Regions from separate parts of the Homo sapiens genome. Here region 1 is linked to region 2. Evidence: read pairs that join two places in POLR2A ChIA-PET (ENCODE). Cell type or tissue: B cell. All regions are shown on one strand. Each heading gives the region's core, and the rest is flanking DNA. Links, peaks and the distances in the headings are about the cores only. Region 1 overlaps LINC00598 (long intergenic non-protein coding RNA 598). Region 2 overlaps FOXO1 (forkhead box O1).

The links. Peaks named below come from ENCODE experiments on the same cell type or tissue, not always from the same donor. Only the 100,000 strongest peaks of a DNase experiment are listed, where the experiment ranks them.
Region 1: POLR2A ChIA-PET joins it to region 2 with 11 read pairs; 2 of 35 experiments call an interaction of 5 or more read pairs at or near these places.

What each region holds. Positions count from the first base shown.
Region 1 is chr13:40,415,070-40,426,823 of GRCh38, reverse strand. All of the region lies in intron 6 of LINC00598 (long intergenic non-protein coding RNA 598), which reads left to right. Among named protein-coding and RNA genes, the nearest start is that of LINC00598, 60 kb to the left of the region's middle. In B cell, for the core only: no CTCF peak of the experiment used is centred there; a DNase peak (open chromatin) is centred at 4,963.
Region 2 is chr13:40,616,973-40,628,726 of GRCh38, reverse strand. The region is part of intron 1 of FOXO1 (forkhead box O1); the gene reads left to right. It also overlaps the pseudogene RLIMP1. Among named protein-coding and RNA genes, the nearest start is that of FOXO1, 44 kb to the left of the region's middle. In B cell, for the core only: no CTCF peak of the experiment used is centred there; a DNase peak (open chromatin) is centred at 1,986; H3K27ac peaks cover 3,921 bases.

The DNA.
Region 1 (11,754 bases), core at 1,821-9,820, 200 kb after region 2:
TCTAGCCAGGTGTGAGACCACACCCTACACCAATTAAATCATGAATCTCTGCTGACACCACAGTGTTCTAGGTGACTCTCATACATAGTCAGAATGGAGACATATGCTCTAAGCCCTACGTGGGGGCGTGGGAGGAACACTTTGAAAAGAACAACCAGGTTATAGCTTATTTGTGCTGATTTCTATCAAATGTAGCAAATTCCCCCCTTCAGTTTTCAAAGAACCATTACAGTTGGCAGCCATCTTGGCTAGAGCTCACTCTAAGGCATCTGCTAGTTGTATTTGATCTCCATCTTTTGTCGTAATATCTTAACAAGAGAAATAATGAAGTATTGAGGTTAAGAGTTCAGCTTCTGAAGAAATGGCTTAGTATAAAATGGCACTGACAAAAGGCACTGTTCCTCATTTACTGGGTTAATGGCTACATATCCCTCCATTACCCTTGTTAAACTTAAAAGAATTTGTCAAGCAGGATGTGAACTTCCACGGCTTCCTAGGAACCATTCCGTGGCTCTCAAAGAGATTCCAAGTGAGCTTTTCCCCACCACATTCCCAGAAGCATGAGCCATCGCACTCCTGAGAAGGGGAGCCCCGTGCGAGGAGGGACTGCCTGCCCCTCGGTGGGCCTGTCCTACACCTTTGCTGCACACCCGCTGCCCATTGCTTAGTTCTACAGCTGTAAGAACACTGGGCACAGGCGCTGCACCCCTCATTTTACTTATGGGAAAAACTGACGAGGTCTGAGAGGTGCCTGACTGGCTGCAGGGAGCACACAGGCCTCAACACCCAGCTGTCTGGCAAGGGCGCTGGGGTCTTCTCCGCCACCTCCTACGCCACCTCCCACCCCACCAGCCCTGAAACAGGCACAGGGCTGGTACCTGCCGTGTAGCTGATATGGCTTTGTGGACTCCCAGGTCCCTTTGGCTTCTGACTGCTCTTGTTAAATGCTCGTGTCCTAACTAGGAGGCAGGGGCCTCAACCCTGGGCCTGAATTAACTTTAGTAGAAATGTTGGACGATAACATGGTCTGAGAGATATGTTAGGGTCTATGAGGGAGGAATAGCGGCTGTGTGGCTCTTAGCAGATTAGACTAGTTTTAATTCCATTTGGTGGTCCGAATTTGCCCTTCATTAACTGCATGATGGAACATGCATCATGTTTACTGCAGGCTTGCTGTGCGCCAGGCATGGTGGAGGCCTGCAAATGCAGGCAGGGCTGAGGGCTCAGAGAGTGGAAGCCTCTGGGGGCCCTGTACGGTCAGCGGTGCATGGGAAGGGCTACTCTTTAGCAGGAGGCTCAGCGAGGACCTCTCTGATGTGGGCCGACCAAAGGGACAGGGAACAAACAGCTCATTCTGAAGCCTTGAGATGAGAGCAGGCTTGGAGTGGAAGGAGCAGCTGGGGGGTCAGTGTGGCTGGAGCAGGGTGAGGTGGAGGGTGGGGTGGGCCAGCCAGGGTCAGCCAGGCTGCAAGGATGAAGATCAGGCAGCTACTTTGCATTTCATTCTGAGTGTGATGGAAAGCTACTGGGGGCTTGGAGCTCTGAAAGATTCTTTCTTTTTTTGCGTGTACATTTAAAGGGTACAAGTGCAGTTTCGTTACATGAATATTTGCGTAGTGATGAATTATGGGCTTTTTGTGTACAGACATTTTTCAAAAGCAGATATACAACAAAATCTCAGAAATCACCGCTAAAGAACTTATTCATGTAACCAAACACCACCTGCTCCCTAAAAACCCATTGAAATAAAAAATAAATTAAAAAATCCTTGAAAAAATACCATACCACTCCCAACAGTTTTATTTATTTATTTATTTATTTTATTTATTTATTTTTTTGAGACGATGTCTCGCTCTGTCACCCAGGCCGGACTGCAGTGGCGCCATCTCGGCTCACCGCAAGCTCCGCCTCCCGGGTTCACGCCATTCTCCTGCCTCAGCCTCCTGAGTAGCTGGGACTACAGGCGCCCGCGACCGCGCCCGGCTAATTTTTTGTATTTTTAGTAGAGACGGGGTTTCACCGTGTTAGCCAGGATGGTCTCGATCTCCTGACCTCGTGATCTGCCTGCCTCGGCCTCCCAAAGTGCTGGGATTACAGGCGTGAGCCACTGCACCCGGCTAGTTTTATTTATTTTTTAACCTAAAATATATGTTTGAAAAGTAAATAACAAACAAAAGAAGAGATACAAATGACTTAGGTTCTTCAAGGATCACTCTGAGGGAGGGTGGCAGCTTTGACTAGGGTGTAGTGGAGGAGCTGAGAGTGAGTGGTCAGATTTGGGATTTGTTCTGAAGGCAGAGCCAACAGCATTTGCTGATGCATTGAGCGTGGTAGAGGAAGAGGGAGTTGTTTGGATGAGTAACTGCTGTGTCCAGGATGTGGACATCTGGAAAAGTTCAGTGGCCATGGGTACTTCAGGAGGTTCAACCTGGGGAAGTTACTGGCAGGAGATGGATGTCAGGAATAAATGCCTTCTCTGCAGCCTCTGCAATAAGTCTCAACTCTGCTACCTGAGTTATCTTTCTAAAGGAGGTTTAGTTATTTTCCTTTGTCCCAGACCAACAATATGTCCCATTGTCTTTAGACTAAAGTCCAAGCCAGCCTGTGGCCCTCAAGGCCTCAACCTACCTTGCCCATCCATCTCCAGCCATTTCCTTCCCTGCTTGTTAATCTACGACCCAGACACATCAAACCAGTCTTCCCCACTCAACCACCCCGTGATACCACAAATCTCACATCCCCTGACTTGGTTCATGCTCTTTCATGCTTCCCTACTTTTCAAGAGCCTTTTGAAATATAATTAAAATTCTGCCGTCTCGAAGTTCACATCCCCAATTCTTCACAATGGAATTATTTCTCTAATAAAACTTGACTTGTACGTTTAGTCTAGTCTTCATCTAATTCTTCTTTGTAACAAGTTAGATCTCTAAATATATACAGCTGTCCCTTGGTATCCTTGGGGGATTGGTTCCAGAACCCCCTGCACATACCAAAATCTGAGGATGCTCAAGTCCTTTATATAAAATGCTGTAGTCATTTCATGTAACCTGTGCACTTCCTCTCACATACTTTAAATCATCTCTAGATTACTTACAGTACCTAACACAATGCAAAGGCTATGGAAATAGTTGTTATTCTGTATTTTAAAAATTTATATTTTTAAATTGTTTTTATTTATTTATTTGACTATTTTTCCATCTGTAGTTGGTTGAATTCACAGATGTGGAACCCTTAGATGCAACGGGCCAACTGTATTATATATATTTATATTGTATCTTTGTATGTATTGTGTGTTTTGTGTTATAGTCAAATAGCATGATCATATTATTTTTATTAACATACTGTCTCTGGTATTAGATTAGGCGCTTCTCAAGGACGAAGCTGCATCTTACTCTGTATCCAAGTTTAAGCCAGATTTTTAGACTCGCAGTAGATGATTTGAAGCACGTTGATAAGTAAAATTAGGAAGGGGCCAAGAGAGCCGTTCTGGAGCATCAATACCCTCTGATTACAGCTATTGCTGGTAGAAGGGGGTGAGAGTAAAGTGCTTTTCAAAACCTGTAAATAGGGCAGCTCAGTTTCAGATGCAGCTATCGCTCTCCAAATAATCTGGCGGTCCACCATATTCCCCAGCATCCTTTGCGATCAGATTGGTCACATAACTAGCTCTGGTCAAAGAAATGTGAGTGGGAAATCAGAGTGTCACTTCTGGCTGAGGTGCTTAAGAGCCAGTGCTGTCTCTCATCTCTGTCTTCCCCTGCTGCAGTGATCCTGCAGCCATGTGGTGCTAGGTAGATCACAGAATGAGTGGGGCATGGATGCAGACTCCCCAGAGGGAGGAGGGCCCTGCCATCTCCTGTCAGACTTTGCAAGAACATGAAATCAATCGTTTGCCAAACCACTGTGATTTTGATGTACTTGTTACATCATTATAGCCTATTCTGACAACTATATCTTCTCAAAGTAAAGCTAGTAAAATCTCACACCATGGATGTGATTAGCCACCTGAGAAAGCTGTGTAAGAATTGGTCTATCTGTAGAACTTGCAGACATCTGAATCAGATTCCAGGTGATTCAGAGAATGAGCTCATGGAGGCAGAAGTAGAATATGATTGTAAACAAAGCAACAGCAGAAATCTAATCAATTGTAAGGTAGTGTGTTTCAGAAGGGGGATATAAAAACAGAGATGAAGAGCCAGTAGTTGGTTGTTTCCTTGAGAGAGGGTGTCTCCTGGCTGGATGGGGGAACAGCATCTGAGCCCTTGAGAAGATGTAATTGTACTGTGGAGATGGACATACCAGGCTGTTTTGGCCAATAACATAACACACCCAGGTTTCATAACTTCCTGCTCTTGTTGTGAATCCATGCCTGCCTTTTAACCTTTGATAATTCTCAACTTGCCATTAGTTCAAAGGAGAGAAGGTCCTCATGTGCTATCACATGTATTAGCTGACTTAATTGATAGATCATTCTCATTGTGAATTAATTTTTCAGCAATCTGTTATTTGTACTGGCCTTTGTTGCCAGGTCACAGGTGCACCCCAGGCACTGTCACTTAACATTGCTCCATGGGGTTGTGCATTGTACAGCATATGCAAACTTTAGACGTGTCCAGGGACAGAATTGGTTGGAAAACGTTCAGCTTTGTAGATATGATCTCATGAACCTTTACATTAAGGCTGGAGGCCCCCAAACACACTCTCATGGAATTTTCTCCTTGAAAATAAATTTGACTGTTTAATGGAAAAACTTACAGATCCAACCAAAAAAACAGACTCCAGTTTTGTTCATGTAAGTGAATTTTAGGGAGGAGAGTCATGCAAACGTAGTATAACTCTGCTGTTTTCCACAAAAATCTCAAGAAAATTTTGAATCACCAACAATAGGTATATCGGCAGCTGTGCGTTTGAAGGCTACCAACAAATCCATACTCATATATAGTTATTTCTCAAGTATGGTTCATATGAGAATCACCACTTGGAGATTTTCAGTTCTCTTTTTATCTTTCTAGTTTCAGATTTGAACATACTGAGTTAGGTTCTCATATCCCAAACACCAAGTTCCAAACTAAAAACAGAACAAAAATCTTTGTTACTTTTTTAATTGTAAAAACAATATATATATATATATATATATATATATATATATATATGTTTCTAAAAGAGTAGAAATATAAAAAATAGAAAGTAGAAACCTTCCTACTTCCATCCCCCAGAAATAGCCACAGTGAATATTTTGGTGAATATCCTTCCAGATCTTCTCCCTACACATATACAGCCATATGTGTTATTATTTACACAAATGGGATAATTTTATGCATGCTGTCTTGCAGTTTGCTTTTTTTCCTTTCAGCAACATATCTTGGGCATCTTTTTCATGTCAACGCACATTTGCATTTTTTAGTGGCTGCAGAATATTACATTTTCTGTGTGTACTATAATTTATTTAGCCAATTCCCATTGGTGGATATGTGGGTTGCTCTTAATTTTTCACTTTTATAAGCAATACTGAAATGAATGTTCTTGTGTGTGTATATATATATATATATCTCCTTGGGTACTATATGGTACTACTATAGTTAAATTTCAGGTAAGAAAATATCGTTTCAAAAGATTTCCATATTTTACATTTTAATAGCTTTTACCAAAAAGTCTGTGTCAGTTTACACCCTCATCACCACCATGCTAGCATCTTGGCTGGAATTGCATTTTGATAATCTTATGTAATAGAAACCCCAGGACTAGTGTCCACTCTGCAAGGCATCATTTTTGACTTACTAAAATATAAATATTACTCCATAGAGCTCCATTTTAATTGTGGTTTCACAGGGACAAGACAGTAACCGTGTTTCCCATACTGAGTGGCGATGCCTAGGGTAGACCTGTTATCTGGCAGCTGCCTAAATGGCTGCCCAGAGGCTTTCAAAAAGTCTCATCCCCTGACTACACATACACTATGACCACTGCACATGTACAAGGAGGTTTGTCACACTGGCCGGAGTGGGAAGTGCTTTATTTTAAGCCCGCCTTTTGCAAAGAAGTCTGTGGGGTTAAAATGGAAAAAGATCCTTAACTTCCATACTTGCAGGCCCTGCATCCTTGGGTGTGTCACTAATTCTCTGAGCTGATTTCCTCATTGGGCAAATGGCGTCCTGTGAGAATTAACTGAGAAAGTATATGCAACTCCCTTCCACAATGCCTGACACGCAGTATTTGCTGCATAGAGGTTTCTGGTGTGAATTAACCCTCTTCTGACTATCTTTATCAGCTCAGCATCCTTCCCCTGTGAACAGAAGAGCTTTTGTTCAAGGACTGATACGGTTTGGCTGTGTCCCCACCAGAATCTCATTTTGAATTGTAGTTCCCATAATCCCCACATGTTGTGGGAGGGACCTGCTGGGAGGTAATTGAATCATGGGAGTGGTTAACCTCATGCTGTTCTCATGATAGTGAGTGAGTTCTCACGAGATCTAATGGTTTCTTAAGGGGCTTTTCCCCCTTTTGCTCAGCACTTGTCCTTCCTTCTGCTATGTAAGATGTGCCTGTGCTCCTCCCTTGCCTTCTGCCTTGATTGTGAGGCCTCGCCAGCCATGTGGAACTGTGAGTTCACGAAACCTTTTTTTCTTTATAAATTACCCAGTCTTGGGTATTTCTTCATAGCAGTATGAAAATGGACTAATACAGGGGCCAAACGTGACTGTGACAAACACCTCCAGTTTTAACCTGTTTCCTAGAGAAGGGTAAGTATTTAGCTGTTGGAATCTTCTATTCCTTTTGACTTGTTTGCAATATATTGGACATTAAATTATATTGTTGAACAGTATGTGTTTGTTTAGAGCAAATTTCTCTAAATATTCTAACCATATCCATTTGGTTTTGCCGTGTGCGTTGTGAAATAGGTCACATTAGTGTTTGGCCACATTACATAGACCTAGTTAATTATGTTTAAATCTACCTGTTGTTTTCAAAGGTGGCTCTGTTGACAGTGGTTCCAATGGGATTGACTTTAGCCCAGTGATACAGTGCTGGTTCTATAAGACTTTTCACACTGTGCTCATGTGAAATTGTTTCCTGGGTGAGCTGCTGTGAGATTTAAAGAATCCATCTTTCTTCTTTTGGTAGCTGCCTGGTGGTCTGGCCAGGCTCTTGCTATGCTATTGACCATTTGGCCTACTTCAGGGTGCTCCAAACTACATTGCTTACTATCTGAAAGACCCAGAAGGGTCCTGAAGAATATGTAGGAGGCAGCTGCAGAGGGACACCAGTGTCCTGAGTGTTATGTTACTCAGAATTCTCACTAAGCTGACTCTATAGAGATAAAGGCATCAGGTTTCCCAAAGGTCATTCCTAGAGAAATACCTATCACACAGAAAGCTGATGTGAAGACAAGCCCTAGACAGAAGTGAAGCATCACAACCTATTCATCATACCCTGCTTTTTTTTTTTATTATGATACTTTAAGTTCTAGGGTACATGTGCACAATGTGCAGGTTTGTTACATAGGTATACATGTGCCATGTTGGTTTGCTGCACCCATCAACTCGTCATTTACATTAGGTATTTCTCCTAGTGCTATCCCTCCCACAGCTCCCCACCCCCCAACAGGCCCCAGGGTGTGATGTTCCCCGCCCTGTGTTCATGTGTTCTCGTTGTTCAATTCCCACCTATGAGTGAGAACATGTGGCATTTGGTTTTCTGTCCTTGTGATAGTTTGCTGAGAATGATGGTTTGCAGCTTCATCCATGTCCCTGCAAAGGACATGAACTCATCCTTTTTTATGACTGCATAGTATTCCATGGTGTATATGTGCCACATTTTCTTAATCCAGTCTATCACTGATGGACATTTGAGTTGGTTCCAAGTCCTTGCTGTTGTGAATAGTGCCACAATAAACATACGTGTGCATGTGTCTTTATAGTAGCATGATTTATAATCTTTTGGGTATATACCCAGTAATGGGATGGCTGGGTCAAATGGTATTTCTAGTTCTCGATCCTTGAGGAATAGCCACACTGTCTTCCACAATGGTTGAACTAATTTACACTCCCACCAACAGTGTAAAAGCATTCCTATTTCTCCACATCCTCTCCAGCATCGGTTGTTTCCTGACTTTTTAATGATCGCCATTCTAACTGGTGTGAGATGGTATCTCATTGTGGTTTTGATTTGCATTTCTCTGATGACCAGTGATGATGAGCATTTTTTCATATGTCTGTTGACTGCATAAATGTCTTCTTTTGAGAAATGTCTGCTCATATCCTTTGTCCACTTTTTGATGGGTTTTTTTTTTTTCTTGTAAATTTGTTGAATTTCTTTGTAGATTCTGGAAATTAGCCCTTTGTCAGATAGGTAGATTGCAAAAATGTTCTCCCATTCTGTAGGTTGCCTGTTCACTCTGATGATAGTTTCTTTTGCTGTGCAGAAGCTCTTTAGTTTAATTAGATCCCATTTGTCTATTTTGGCTTTTGCTGCCATTACTTTTGGTGTTTTAGTCATGAAGTCTTTGCCCATGCAAAGGTTTTCTTCTAGGGTTTTTATGGTGTTAGGTCTAACATTTAAGTCTTTAACCCATCTTGAGTTAATTTTTGTATACTGTGTAAGGAACGGATCCAGTTTTAGCTTTCTACCTATGGCTAGCCAGTTTTCCCAGCACCATTTATTAAATAGGGAATCCTTTCCCCATTGCTTGTTTTTGTCGGGTTTGTCAAAGATCAGATGGTTGTAGATGTGTGGTGTTATTTCTGAGGCCTCTGTTCTGTTCCATTGGTCCATATATCTGTTTTGGTACCAGTACCATGCTGTTTTGGTTACTGTAGCCTTGTAGTATAGTTTGAAGTTAGTAGCATGATGCCTCCAGCTTTGTTCTTTTTGCTTAGGATTGTCTTGGCTATGCGGGCTTTTTTTGGTTCCATATGAACTTTAAAGTAGTTTTTTCCAATTCTGTGAAGAAAGTCAGTGGTAGCTTGATGGGGATAGCATTGAATCTATAAATTACCTTGGGCAGTATGGCCATTGTCTTGATATTGATTCTTCCTATCCATGAGCATGGAATGTTCTTCCATTTGTTTGTGTCCTCTTTTATTTCGTTGAGCAGTGGTTTGTAGTTCTCCTTGAAGAGGTCCTTCACATCCCTTGTAAGTTGTATTCCTAGGTATTTTATTCTTTGTAGTAATTGTGAATGGGAGTTCACTCATGATTTGGCTCTCTGTTTGTCTGTTATTGTTGTATAGGAATGCTTGTGATTTTTGCACATTGATTTTGTATCCCGAGACTTTGCTGAAGTTGCTTATCAGCTTAAGGAGATTTTGGGCTGAGACGATGGGGTTTGATGATGGGGTTTTCTAAATATACAATCATGTTATCTGGAAACAGAGACAATTTGACTTCCTCTTTTCCTAATTGAATACCCTTTATTTTTTTCTCTTGCCTGATTGCCCTGGCCAGAACTTCCAACACTATGTTGAATAGGAGTGGTGAGAGAGGGCATCCTTGTCTTATGCCAGTTTTCAAAGAGAATGCTTCCAGTTTTTGCCCATTCACTATGATATCGGCTGTCGGTTTGTCATAAGTAGCTCTTATTATTTTGAGATACATTCCATCATTACCTAGTTTATAAAGAGTTTTTAGCATGAAGGGCTGTTGAATTTTGTCAAAGGCCTTTTCTACTTCTATTGAGATAATCACGTGGTTTTTGTCATTGGTTCTGTTTATGTGATGGATTACATTTATTGATTTGCATATGTTGAAACAGCCTTGAATCCCAGGGATGAAGCCAACTTGATTGTGGTGGATAAGCTTTTTGATGTGCTACTGGATTCGGTTTACCAGTATTTTATTGAGGATTTTTGCATCGATGATCAGCAGGGATATTGGCCTAAAATTCTCTTTTTGTGTATGTCTCTACTAGGCTTTGGTATCAGGAAGATGCTAGCCTTGTAAAATGAGTTAGGGAGGATTCCCTCTTTTTCTATTGATTGAAATAGTTTCAGAAGGAATGGTACCAGCTCCTCTTTGTACCTTTGGTAGAATTTGGCTGTGAATCCGTCTGGTCCTGGACTTTTTTTTGATTGGTAGGCTATTAATTATTGCCTCAATTTCAGAGCCTGTTATTGGTCTATTCAGATATTCAACTTCTTCCTGGTTTATTCTTGGGAGGGTGTATGTGTCCAGGAATTTATCCATTTCTTCTAGATTTTCTAGTTTATTTGCATAGAGGTATTTATAGCATTCTCTGATGGTAGTTTGTATTTCTGTGGGGTCAGTAGTGATATCCCCTTTATCATTTTTTATTGTGTCTATTTGATTCTTCTCTCTTTTCTTCTTTATTAGTCTTGCTAGTGGTCTATGTATTTTGTTGATCTTTCAAAAAACCAGCTCCTGGATTTGTTGATTTTTTTAAGGGTTTTTTGTGTCCCTATCTCTTTCAGTTCTGCTCTGATCTTAGTTACTTCTTGCCTTCTGCTAGCTTTTGAATTTGTTTGCTCTTGCTTCTCTAGTTCTTTTAATTGTGATGGTAGGGTGTCGATTTTAGATCTTTCCTGCTTTCTCTTGTGGGCATTTAGTGCTATAAATTTCCCTGTATACACTGCTTTAAATGTGTCCCAGAGATTCTGGTATGTTGTGTCTTTGCTCTCATTGGTTTCAAAGAACATCTTTATTTCTGCCTTCATTTTGTTATTTACCCAGTAGTCATTCAGGAGAGGTTGTTCAGTTTCCATGTAGTTGTGTGGTTTTGAGTGAGTTTCTTAATGCTGAGTTCTAATTTGATTGCACTGTGGTCTGAAAGACAGTTTGTTGTGATTTCTGTTCTTTTGCATTTGCTGAGGAGTGTTTTACTACCAATTATGTGGTCAATTTTAGAATAAGTGTGATATGGTGCTGAGAAGAATGTATATTCTGTTGATTTGGGGTGGAGAGTTCTGTAGACGTCTATTAGGTCCACTTGGTCCAGAGCTGAGTTCAAGTCCTGGATATCCTTGTTAACCTTCTGTCTCGTTGATCTGTCTAATATTGACAGTGGGGTGTTAAAGTCTCCCATTATTATTGTGTGGGAGTCTGAGCCTCTTTGTAGGTCTCTAAGGACTTGCTTTATGAATATGGGTGTTTCCGTATTGCATACCCTGCTTTTATTTAACCACTCTCAACAGTGCGGAGGCTAGTTAATAGTATCCCTAACTTTCTGATGAGGAAATGGGAACTCACAGGATGATTAAATTGCAGGAAATTTTTAGAGCTTGGGCTTGATCCCAAAACTTGTGGCCCGGTGCCCTCTCCCATGGGGGTTGGGGGTAGGGACTGGGATGGTGGCAGCACCTGAAAGACTGTGTCACTGGGCTACAAATGCAGGAGGCCCAGACACAGCATCCACAGCACAGTGTCAGGATCCAGTTGCATGAAGCTCAGGGGGAACACGTTTTAGTGGAAACCAGATTGGAACTGGGAGAGAGGCCAGTTCAGTGGAATGGATGGCTGAAGCCAGAGGTGGAAGGGTTTCAAGGATATCAAGATGCTCAGGGCACACCTCGGAGATATCAGTAACTTCACCCATCCTGAGACATTCTAGGAGAAGCTGGAGGCTATTAGCATACTGTTTCCTCGGGGTTTGTTCAGGTACAGGCAAGGCAGAGGCTCAGGGGGAAAGACAGATCATAGTTCCAGGTTAGAGGGGCTGTGAGCAGCAGAGACTGCAGAGACTGCACGCAGGGTTCACAGTTTGCTCCATAAACTGGCCCTGCTCAAGATGCTCCTCTGCCT
Region 2 (11,754 bases), core at 1,149-9,148:
ACCATTGTTACCTCCCACCAGGTCTCATCTGCTTCTGTCAGTAGGTTGGCCATGTCCCCATTTCACAGATGAGGAAACTTGGCTTTGAGAGTGTGGCTTGGTGCAACTGAGATTTGGGTCTAGATCGTATGAGTCGATTCCACTATACATTTTCTAGGAAGTGGTAGTAGCGTGAACAAAAAAGCTGAAGAGGACGGACTCAGGTAGCATGGTGAGTTCTTTGGGACTGGGGAGGGGAAGGGTGAAAAGTGCAGAAAGGGATGAGGGGGTTGTACAGTGACAAGGTTTGTCCAGACAAGTTGCGAGAGTGCCCGGGAAGACTGAAACCCTCACGGGGTGTGTGTGTGTGTGTGTGTGTGTGTGTGTGTGTAAACAGCTCTTTTGAGGAATAGCTGATGTATAATCTGCACATATTTAGAATGTACAGTTTGGTAAGTTTTGACATGGGTATGCTTGTGAAACATCACCACGCTCGAGAACGAACATTATTCATCACCCTGAAAAGTTTACTCCTGCCCCCAAGAAGGGCTTTTTAAAAAAAATTTTTTATTTTGAAATTTTTTCAAGTGGTAAGTTTGAAGAATAAAAAAAAACTTTTATGTACCCGTTACCCAGATTCACCAGTTTTTGACATTTTGATAATTTGCTTGCATCCTTTATGTATGTATATATGTATACATGTGTATATGTCTGTATTTGTAGGTACATAGATTTGTGCACACACACACGGTTCCCCTGCCAACCCAGTCAAGGGTAGCTTTTATGAGTGATGCTGCTGTATTCCTTAATGCTTCAATGTGTATTTCCAGAGAACAAGAATAGTCTATTATGGATCTGTAGTACAGCATTCACATTCAGGAAAGTTACTGTTGTTTGTTTGTTTTTTTTTTTTTTTAGCCGGAGTATCACTCTGTTGCCCAGGCTGGAGTGCAATGGCGCGATCTTGGCTCACTGCAACCTCTGCCTCCCGGGTTCAAGCGATTCTCCTGTCTCAGCTTCCCGAGTAGCTGGGATTACAGACGCCTGCCACCATGCCTGGCTAATTTTGGTGTTTTTAGTAGAGATGGGGTTTCACCATGCTGGCCAGGCTGGTCTCGAACTCCCGACCTCAGATGACCTGCCCACCTTGGCTTCCCAAAGTGCTGGGATTACAGGCATGAGCCACCACGCTTGGCCAGGAAAGTTATTGTTAATACAGTATTTTTTATTTCATGTTCCAGTTTTGTCAGTCTCCTAATAATCTCCTTAGTAGCAAGGACATTTTTCTCCTCATACAGAATCCAGTACAGGGTTATACAGTGCATTTGAGCATTACCTTTCTTGAGTTACCTTTGCTTTGAACATTTCCTCAGCATTTCTCAGTCTTTCATGCCATTGACACCTTGGAAGAAGCCAGACCAACTATTTTTAAAGTGTCCAAGGGTTTTGAGGTTTTAGCAGGTGTGTGAATGTGATCTATCTGGGTTTGGGAAAAATGAACAGTTGTGAGTGAGGTGGATACAGGTGGTGGGGAGGAAGTTGGAGGCAGTGGACTTTGTGCTCTGATTCCCACAGGCTTAGGTTGGTGGAAGCCGTGGTTGGGGGAATTGTTGGTAAAATTGCTTGGATAGGGATGGACCTGGAAAAGAAGCAAAGGTGATTGCAGTGTTCTAATGCTTGTGTTCTGGAAAATTAAATAAAGAGCAGGGAGGTTTAAAGATAAAACTGGGAAAGGGCTGTTGTATGTCCAGGAATTGTTATGCATACATTTCTTCTTTCTGCACACTGTGATAGCCCTGATGGTAACTACTTAGAAAAAGGTTGTGAAATTTTAGGAGTTTGGGACCCAGTGGCCAGACTGAAATTCAGTGCATGTAGGGCAGTTGCCAATAAAGTCACCCTTGGGTACTTGTTCATAGCTTTAGATGGAGGAATGTTTGTTCTCTAGCTTTAAGGAATTGAGACTGGTATCATCGGGGCAGTGTCTGATGGACCTAGTTTAGGGAAGTTCATGGGCCAGTGTCTTTGCAAGTGAAACTAGGCATCTTTCCCCAATGAGAGAGCATATGGAGACGTTCACTTTAAGGACGGGTTTTGAAAGGGGAGGTATTGGTGGAACTTACCAACTTTGTTATGTAGCCTAGTTATCATTTCTGTAGGTGTGTAACAGTTTATCAAGTGCAAGGAGTTACCTCTGAATCTTCTATATAGGAAAGAAAATTTAGGCATGTTTAGTAACATGCAGTAACCTCTGGAATGCAAAAATGCATCTATACTTTCTTTTATGAAGTCTGACTAGAGAACATTTCAGTGTGGGGCATGAGCTGTCTCACCAGCAGGACAGCTTTAGAGGTCATTAGGCTTTCAGTGTTGTAAACTGTTTATCACTTATTTTAAAACATCACAACTGCCTGAGACCAGTGCCTTACTTGGTTGCTTTGTCAGGAGACTTGTGAATATTGAATCCTTTTAAGCTTTTACAATGTTTTGAGAAGTGGAATTAGTTAAAAATATATCCTCTTATCAGAATGTCTGCTGGCTAGGATTTGTTATTCTGTTGTTCTATTTAAATAGAATATGTCATATATTAGATGTTTTCTTAAATAGCCTTAGGTTTTAAATAAAAAGTAAGGCTGGGCATGGTGGTTCACACCTGTAATCCCAGCACTTTGGGAGGCTGAGGTGGGAGGTTGGCTTGATCCAGGAGTTCATGACCAGCCTGGGCAACATAGCAAGACCTTGACTCAAAAAATAAATAAAATAAGATAAAATAAAATGTAGTGAAGACAAAGATGACTTTATCCTGGTCCCTGGTCAGGGACCTGGTTCATAATTTAAAACTCTTTTGTTTGAATTTAAGAATCTATAAAGTAGGATTGATAAACTATACTGCCTTGGATTGCTTTTGAAAATGTGTGTGCCAAGGCCTGCTTTCACATGGTAAGAGGAAAGTCATTACCTATCATATGCCATGTTTTCCTCTGACTTATACCTAAAATATTTTAGAGTGCTTATTGCCTTATGTAAAATTACAAGATCATATAATCACATTCCCACCCTGTGGAAAATTAAACTTTTTTTTTTTTTTTAAAGTGAAAGCAAGTTTATTAAAATAAAGGAATAAAGAATGACTACTCCAAAGGCAGAGCAGCCTAGACTCTCTTTGTAATTGAGTCTAAGCTAATAACGGATTATTGTAAAAAAAACCTCTGTTTTATAGCAGAATTTTCTACCGGGCCACATACGAATTTTCTGCTCTTGCTGTCTTCAGTGTTAACAGTGGGAAATTGTGGACACTTAAACTGAGCAGTACTTAGAATTTGCTGGATATGCTGAAAAGTAATCCATCAGCATTGGAGACCACAAGCAGTATAAAATTGTTGATACCCATATTTATTTTTATTTTCTTTAGGTGGAGAAAGAGACCCTTGAGTTAGAGTTTTTGGATGATGAATTTAGTACTCAATCATTAGTATATTTGTGCATGTCATATTCTAGGTCACAATAAATTATCAACATGCCACATTTGTGGTAGTTAGATAATGCTTTTATTTCCTCTTTTTTCCCCACGTTGAATCCAGATTAACATAATATGTTAATTTGTGTTTTTCTCAACTGAGTGTGGTAATTCCATTGCATTAAAGTGTTAGGGACTTTTGTCTTCACTAATAATCCACTTAATCTCTCACAATAAAAAGTACTTTCATTTCTACTGACTTACATTTATCCAATCAAAACTTTTTATATTACTAGACTTTTTGTTACTTTTACCTAGCATCCAAAACCATGTTTTATGATTGGTTGGCAAAGAGCTGTAGAAAACAGATTTTAATATTGCAATGTATATTGTTAAATTTTCTATCTGATGGATTTCCAGAAATATTCTGTGTTATATACATAAAAAACTATATGCATAATTCCCAGTGAGACAGTTATTTTCATTACTCGAAATACTCTCCTTGAAAATTGTAATTCCATGTTCCATTACATGCTTACCAAAAATGATTCCAGGTTGGGGGAGTGGTTGATTCCATATACTCTCAAAATTTCCAAAAAAATAATTTGAGTGGACTTGATAAACTTTAAAAAGTATTAAATTCCTATGCAGTGTCATCTGTCACCTCCCCCCGCCAAGTTGCCTGGCTAGCTACCATTTAGTTTATGATGAGATGAGTGCTCTGGCCCTGGGGTTCCCACCCCACCCCCTTTAGTCAGAGTGCTGTTCTTATCATGTGGTATGAATCAGAACTGATCACTTACAACACATGTTATAAGTGATTGGATGAGATAGGCAAGCACAATTTTTAGATGTTATAAAGCAAAGCATTGCTGCAATTTCTGGGTAAGTTTTCATGAAACTCCTGTAGTAACATATTTCTCTTTGCTCTTAGGAATGTCCTGAGTGATCTTTTTTTTTTTTTTTTTTTTTTAAGCAGTATTAGTTTTTAAGAGCTTTGATCACATTCCTGGCCTGTTTTCTGTTGGTGGTACTATCAGGCTATGAGATGATAATAGTCCCCAGGTGCATGAAATCTTAGAATTGGGATTAGGCCACATATCTCCTTTTGGCTTCTTCTGCAGAGGGTCGTCTAGGCTTTGTTTATCTCCAGAGATTAGGAGTCTTTTATTTCTTATTTTTATTTATTGAGACAATCTCATGCTGTCACCCAGGCTGAAGAGCAGTGGTTTGATCACAGCTCATTACAGCCTCAAACTCCTGGGCTCAAGCCATCCTCCCACCTCAGCTTCCCAAGTAGCTGGGACTACAGGCGTGCGCCACCGTGCCTGGCTAATTAAAAAAAAAAAAAATTTTTTTTTTTTTTTTTAAGAGATGGTGTCTCACTTTGTTGCCCAGGCTGGTCTCAAACTCCTCCTGCCTCAGCTTCCCAAAGTGTTGGGATTACAGGCGTGAGCCACCATGCCTGGCCTGGGGAACTTCTTGACCATGGTCCCCAGAACTGGACCCCTTTCTCATTATGGGATGCGCTCTGATTTATCAATGTCCTTCTTAAAGTGTGTTAATAAAGAACTCATCTAGTTCTCCAGATATAGTGTGGCCAGTTTTGAGTGTAGTGAGACTTTAATTTCCTGTGATCTGGAAATTGTACATTTGTTAATGCAGCCTAAGACTACCACACCTTTTTGTCACTTACAGTGGTTCATATGACACAGTCAGCAAACATTTCTGTGCCTGCCTCCAAACACATTTCCCCATTAAAAAGAAAAAAAACTGTTGAACTTCCAATTTTATGTTGATTTTCAAACCCAGCATTCTAACTTGTCAGTGTAATTTAATTCTGTTGTTGATTTTATTGCTTATTTTATTTCTTGTTGTTGGCAAGTTTACCGATCTGTCTTCTGGGTTGTCGTGTGATACACACAGACGTAAATGCAGAGGAAAAAAGTTGATTTTCATAATAGTCAGCAACAGTAATAACTAATGCCCCACACGGACCCCCGTGTCACTTTTGGAAAAAAAAAGCCTGTGTTCATAGAGCAGCCTTACCAAGGGATAAATGTTTTATGGCCTGGAGCGAAATGCATCTCAATATAATGGCTGTGTTATTTTTTAGAAGCCAGTTTTGTTTTTCTTTCCCCTTTAACTGTATTCCTTTTTTTTTTTTAAACATTCCCATTGGATAACTTAGAGAAAGGTGAATAAATGCAAATCAGGTGGTTTTGTTTTGATTTAATAGTACCTTTGATAAAAGGAATTGATTCTGCTGAGAATTTGGCTGTATAAGTGTGTTGCCATAGCAGACTTGCAGTCATGAAATGATTGGCATGGGCTTAAACCTTTGAATCACACCCTGGAAGCAGATAATACCTTAAGGAATCTCTTGTCTGGAGTTGTTTCTTACTTACAGAGCAGGACACTCTTCTTCTTCCACGCTTACTTATAGTGATCCTTAGGGAATGAGCAAAATAGGAGTAAACTTGGAAAATAATTTTTAGGGGATTGGAATCTGAGGAATAATGATAAAAAATAGTTTAACTTTGAAAAACCATTTTATGCCAGGCATAGAGCTGTGTGTTTTCTGTGTACTATCTCATCATGACAAGCCTGAAGCAAGTCATTATTGGCCCCATTTTGCACAGGCTCAGGCAATGGTGGAATTATGTCAAGCAGGCAGGAGGCTTGGTGATTTTTGTTTGGATTTTCTTTGGCTTGGGAAAGACAGATTTGCCTTTTGCTAGAAAAGAAACTCCTTCAGTGAGCTATCATTTCAAAGTTGATGTCTCAGAATGTTGTGGAGATGCAGCCAGTTCACCTGAAGGTAGTGGTGGTGGTTAAATAAACATCTCTGTAAGTCTAGCTCTTCCTACAGTTGTGAAATCTGAGATTTTTTGGTTTGTTTGTTTTAATGTTTATTGGTAGAAATAGATCATCAATGCATACTTTGTATTTATATAAACTGCATTCTCTTAAAGGTTTTTGTTTTCATTGGAAATATTTAGCCTCCAAGTGAACTTAAAGTATTATCTATGCAATCGATTCTTTATAGACTTTTTTTAGATTTTAACACTAAATTTGAGAAACCATGCATATTGTATACCTTATTTAATAATCCAAAGAATTGTTTGCACTTTCAAAAAAGTTACAGAAAGGCTGAACACAAGTTAAATAACCTGTATGTCCTAAATTTTCCATTACTGAATAAATACTTGTTCAGTATTATATATTGCTTGCTTTCTAATAAGTCAGATTGTCAGAGATGTTTCAGTAAATTATCTCTATATTAAAATTATATCCGAATCCCTTTTCTCTCTGAGATGATCTTGCCAGTATTAAACATTGTGCCATACGCAGTATTAGCCCAAAAGCTTAAATAAGAACCAAACTTGTACACTGAATATTTTAACCTTAGAATTATATAACTATACATATATGATATGCTGTATATTAAATTTAACATTTCAAATAACATGTATAGCACACATTCAGCCACATACTCTCATGAAAAGGTATTATTCGTAAAAAGTTAATGAAAAGCTTATTTAGATAGAAATGTCTAGACATAAATACTAAGCCTATGAAACTTGAAAGTAAAGTCTGCTGTGCTATTAAGGAAAAGAAGATTGGTTTTTAACCTATTGAATTGTGCAGATACAAAAGTGCTTAGCATGAGAAAATTACCAAAATAAAAACATTTTAGAGGTTATTTGGTTCTAGCAATGTTAATTATTTTGTGTTTCTGGATAATTTAATGTTTGTATTTTAAATGTTATATAAATTTCCTCTTTATAACAAGTTTTAAAAAGCACGCAAAAATAGTTCAAACTATATATAATCTGTTATTTTTCATCCTAGTTAGCTCATCACAAGTAACTCAGCAAAACAATGCTTGAACATTCAGTTCTACTAAAATACAATATTTGAGTAGATCCCATCACTTTTACCCATTGTTTGCTATGTTGGACCCTAAAACAGGCTGCTGACAGATCGGACAAGTGAAATTCTCTGAGAGCCATCGGTCAGTACAATGAATATGAAATTCATGCCTGCAAGGTAATTGCCTGAGCTTGTTTCCAGTTATGTGGTCACTGATACAAACACTACAGATTTTACCTGGTTCACTATCAATACTGTTATGCTCTAGCGCTGGGTGGAAAGATTGTCAGTCTGCTCTTTGGTTAAATCATGTATTCAGGCGGGCGTGGTGGCTCTTGCCTGTAATCCTAGCACTTTGGGAGGCCGAGGCAGGCGGATCACCTGAGGTCAGGAGTTGAAGACCAGCCTGGCCAACATGGTGAAACCCCATGTCTACTAAAATACAAAAATCAGCCAGGCATGATGGCGGGTTCCTGTAATCCCAGCTACTCGGGAGGCTGAGATGGGAGAATAGCTTGAACCCGGGAGACGGTGATTGCAGTGAGCCAAGATCGCACCACTGCACTCCAGCCTGGGTGGCTGAGTGAGACTCCATCTCAAAAAAAAAAAAAAAAAGCAAGGGGAAGAATAGTAGTTTTCCAGTTTGACTAAATCATTTGAATTTTGCAACTACATGCTACCCCTATTGTCACTGTTTCAGGTATGAGGCTGGGTGGTCTCATTTACACCATGCATTTCAGTGCTGTCTCCTTGGGCCTGCCTGTCCCGTTCCCTGTGCTGGCTGCTGTCAGTAACTGTACCTAAGGTTACTCAGTTCTCAATGCATCTCTGGTAAATGCTGACCATTTCTCTGAAGCTCTGACTTGGAGAACCAGAGCTTCTCTCTAGTGGTTGAACCCTCCCTTAGAGTACTAGATTCTCCAGACCCAGTCATAATCTGCCTTAAGATTGACCGAAGAGCCACTGATGATGGCTCAACAAGCTCGTTCTCAGAAATCCTAGGAAGAATTATGGTACTAACATAGGTTTGAATACGTGACCGCTCTAAACGAGAAATGATTCGGCAGAAGCCCCCACTATTGCTTTGAATAGTGACTGTATGTTCTGTTAGCCCTACTCTGGATGAGTTCTGTTTGCAATACTGTCCTGATCTCTATTTTCTCCGGGATGGATCCTTCTCACTTGAAGGTCCAGTGTGATTGTTGGATGTCGTAGTACAGCAGTTGAGGATCTGCTGGATTCTTCTTCTACTGTTATTCTTGACATAAGTCTTGAATTAGAGAATGGGGTATATGCAGTACCTCTGTGTTCTCTATCTTGCTCTAAAAAGACTTGAGTTATACCTCTCCTCCTGACAGATCTTCTAGTGGTTTGCTGTACTGGTCTACTTTCCCTTTGTGAATTATGACAAACAGTGCCACTGTGTCTCTGAATTGGTGAACAGCTTCGGCTACTTATAGTAGATCTTATTGGCCCTAATCTTTGGTTTGTATTTCTCACTGTAACATTATATCTAGCCCCATTTTCCCAAACATGTGCTGCTTTAAACTGTTGTGCCTCCCTTTGCCTGAGTTAGCTGCCACCCGACTGGTTTGTGTGACTACTGAAATTAGTGCGTGAAGCACTAGCTCTGGGAATGCCAGCTGATCCCCCAGTTCCATTTTTTAATCTTCCTACTGTTGAGAAAGATCCTTCAGCTGAATTTTTCCCCCTTGAAGCAAGCCTAGTCCTTAGAATGTTGGAACTACCACCATTGAAATTCACTGAGGTTTGGCTTCTTGTTCGCCTAGCCACAGGACTAGATGACCTTTGTTGCCTATTTGTAATATGATCTCTGTTACTATCTGAAAGTGGAATGTTTGTATAATCTCCATGAATTTCAGATCCTCTATTTTCATGATTTATGTGGATTTCCAAACTAAACCGAAACTCTCCACTGTTCGAGTTTGTTCGACTCACAGCTCTCCAATTTTGATTCCCATTTTGTCCACTTTGAGTTGCATTTCCTGTGCCCCGAAAGGTGTTCAACTATGCTAGAAGAGAATATTCATTTGAACTTTCTCTGGGGACTTCTGAGTCTCTGTAATTTGTTCCATTTCTTTATTTCATTTTATTTTTTTGAGATGGAGTTTCACTCTTGCTGCCTAGGCTGGAGTGCAATGGCATGATCTCGGCTCACTGCAAACTCCGCCTCCCAGATTCAAGCGATTCTCCTGCCTCAGCCTCCTGAGTAGCTGGGATTAGGTATTACAGGCATGTGCCACCACACCCGGCTAATTTTTTATATCTGTTTAGTAGAGATGGGGTTTCACCATGTTGGCCAGGCTGGTCTTGAACTCCAGACCTCGTGATCCACCCACTCAGCCTCCCAAAGTGCTGGGATTACAGGCATGAGTCACGGTGTCCGGCCAGTTTGTTCCATTTCTCGAGTCAGGCTGAGATGCTAGTTGTTTGTTGACCCCATCTAACCACTGTTGCAGTTCTTCTGATGTTATTTCTCTAGGGGAGCCTAAAAGATTATGGTCCTCTCATAAGCCGATAATCTTCATCGAGTTCTCAGGCCTCTTCTCTGTGGAGATGCTCTTGCTGCCATCTTCTCCCATTTTCACAAATGATTACGGTCTTGAGATAAGGTTTCGTCACCACCACCATCTGATCTAGATCTAGACTGATTCATCCTGAGATTCCTGGCTTTCTTATTTTCCTTTCAATATGCTTTTAACATATGCCATGGTATCCATCCTTCAATTGTTTGTGCCTTTTTGGAGAGCTGTCCATCTCTTCCCAACTCAAATCCAGGCCTGTTGGTCTTCAGGGTTCTTAGTTTTAACTACTGTACTGTTCTTGGTTTCATAACTCTGCTGTTCAGTAAAATAACAATTATTGTCCTCTCTGCCCTCATCACTCGGCTTAGCCAAATCATCCACCAGAATACAATCCCGTTCTGTGGAACAGCTCTTGGGAGCTTGGAAGAAGAAAGATGAGTGGGTATTTTAGTATGAATTGGTGGTATTCTACATGTATATTTAAAGTTTTCAGGGCCAGGTGTCATGGCTCATGCCTATAATCCCAGCTCTTGGAGGGGAGTGTAGGGTGAGATGGGTGGATCTCTTGAGTCCAGGAGTTTGAAACCATCCTGGGCAACATGGTGAAACCCCTTCTCTACAAAAATTAGCAGGGTGTGTGGCGTATGCCTGTTGTCCCAGCTACTCTGGATGCTGAGGTGGGAGGATCACTTGAGCCTGGGAGGCGGGGTTGCAGTGAGCTGAGATTGCGCCACTGCACTCCAGCCTGGGTGACAGAGCTGGGACCGTGTCTCACCAAAAAAAAATAAAAAGTTTTCAGGTCTTGCAGTACGCTGGAAGAAATATCTAGAACGGCAGATGATGTGATTTTGGCAAGCGTGTCACATGTTGATTTCTGTTTTGCCGGTGAATGCATCAGGCCTGAGGTATGTGTGGGATCTGGACTTCTCCATTTCTTGTTTCTGATCACCTGAGGCTTGCACTCTGGAGCTTTTCCTTCCTTGTCTTCAGAGAATTTCCAGTGTGATACATCTCATTTGTTGTATTACAAACAATGTACAGAACACTTAATGCTTTCATTGGTTAGGAATCTCTGAAATTAAAAAGGAAATATCATGTTAGTTTTTGCCTTCTTATTTATTGTTCAACATTGTTACTTACATCTTTTTTCCTATTTTCAGGTCATTTTTTTTCCCCCCAACATGTTTGGTATTCCTTCTGTCCACCTGTTCCTTCACCCAAATATAGTTAGGAGAGGAGTGCTGACCTATTAAGGCGTGTGTACTGTGGCTCTGTGTCTCTATTAGATGAGACTGAGTTCCTTTTCTGGCTCCTAGATGCTGGGGACGTATTACCTGGTCACAAGAATGTGGGTTCTGATATGATTTCCCACCCTTCTCTCTTTTAGTAGTAAACATTCTTAGTAACCTTTCACCTTTCTTTTTTTTTTTTTTGAGACGGAGTTTTGCTCTTGTTGCCCAGGCTGGAGTGCAGTGGCGTGACCACAACCTCCGCCTCCTGGGTTCAAGTGATTCTCCTGCCTCAGCCTCCCAGGTAGCTGGGATTACAGGCATGTGCCACCACGTCCGGCTAATTTTGTATTTTTAGTAGAGGCGAGTCTTCTCCATGTTGGTCAGGCTGGTCTCGAACTCCTGACCTCAGGTGATCTGTCCGCCTTGGCCTCCCAAAGTGCTGGGATTACAGGCGTGAGCCACTGTGCCTGGCCTTTCACCTTTGTTATTGGTCAAGGATAGATTGTTCCCTAAACTGTCATTTCTCTTCTGTTATCCCATTAGAAATTCATGCAGAAATTAATACTTTGGTATCGTATTTAAACATATCTGTTCAGTTATTTCTATTTCGAGTGACTTGGATCCAGTAGGGCGGGTGTGGGCAGGTTTTGTATGTATTCACATG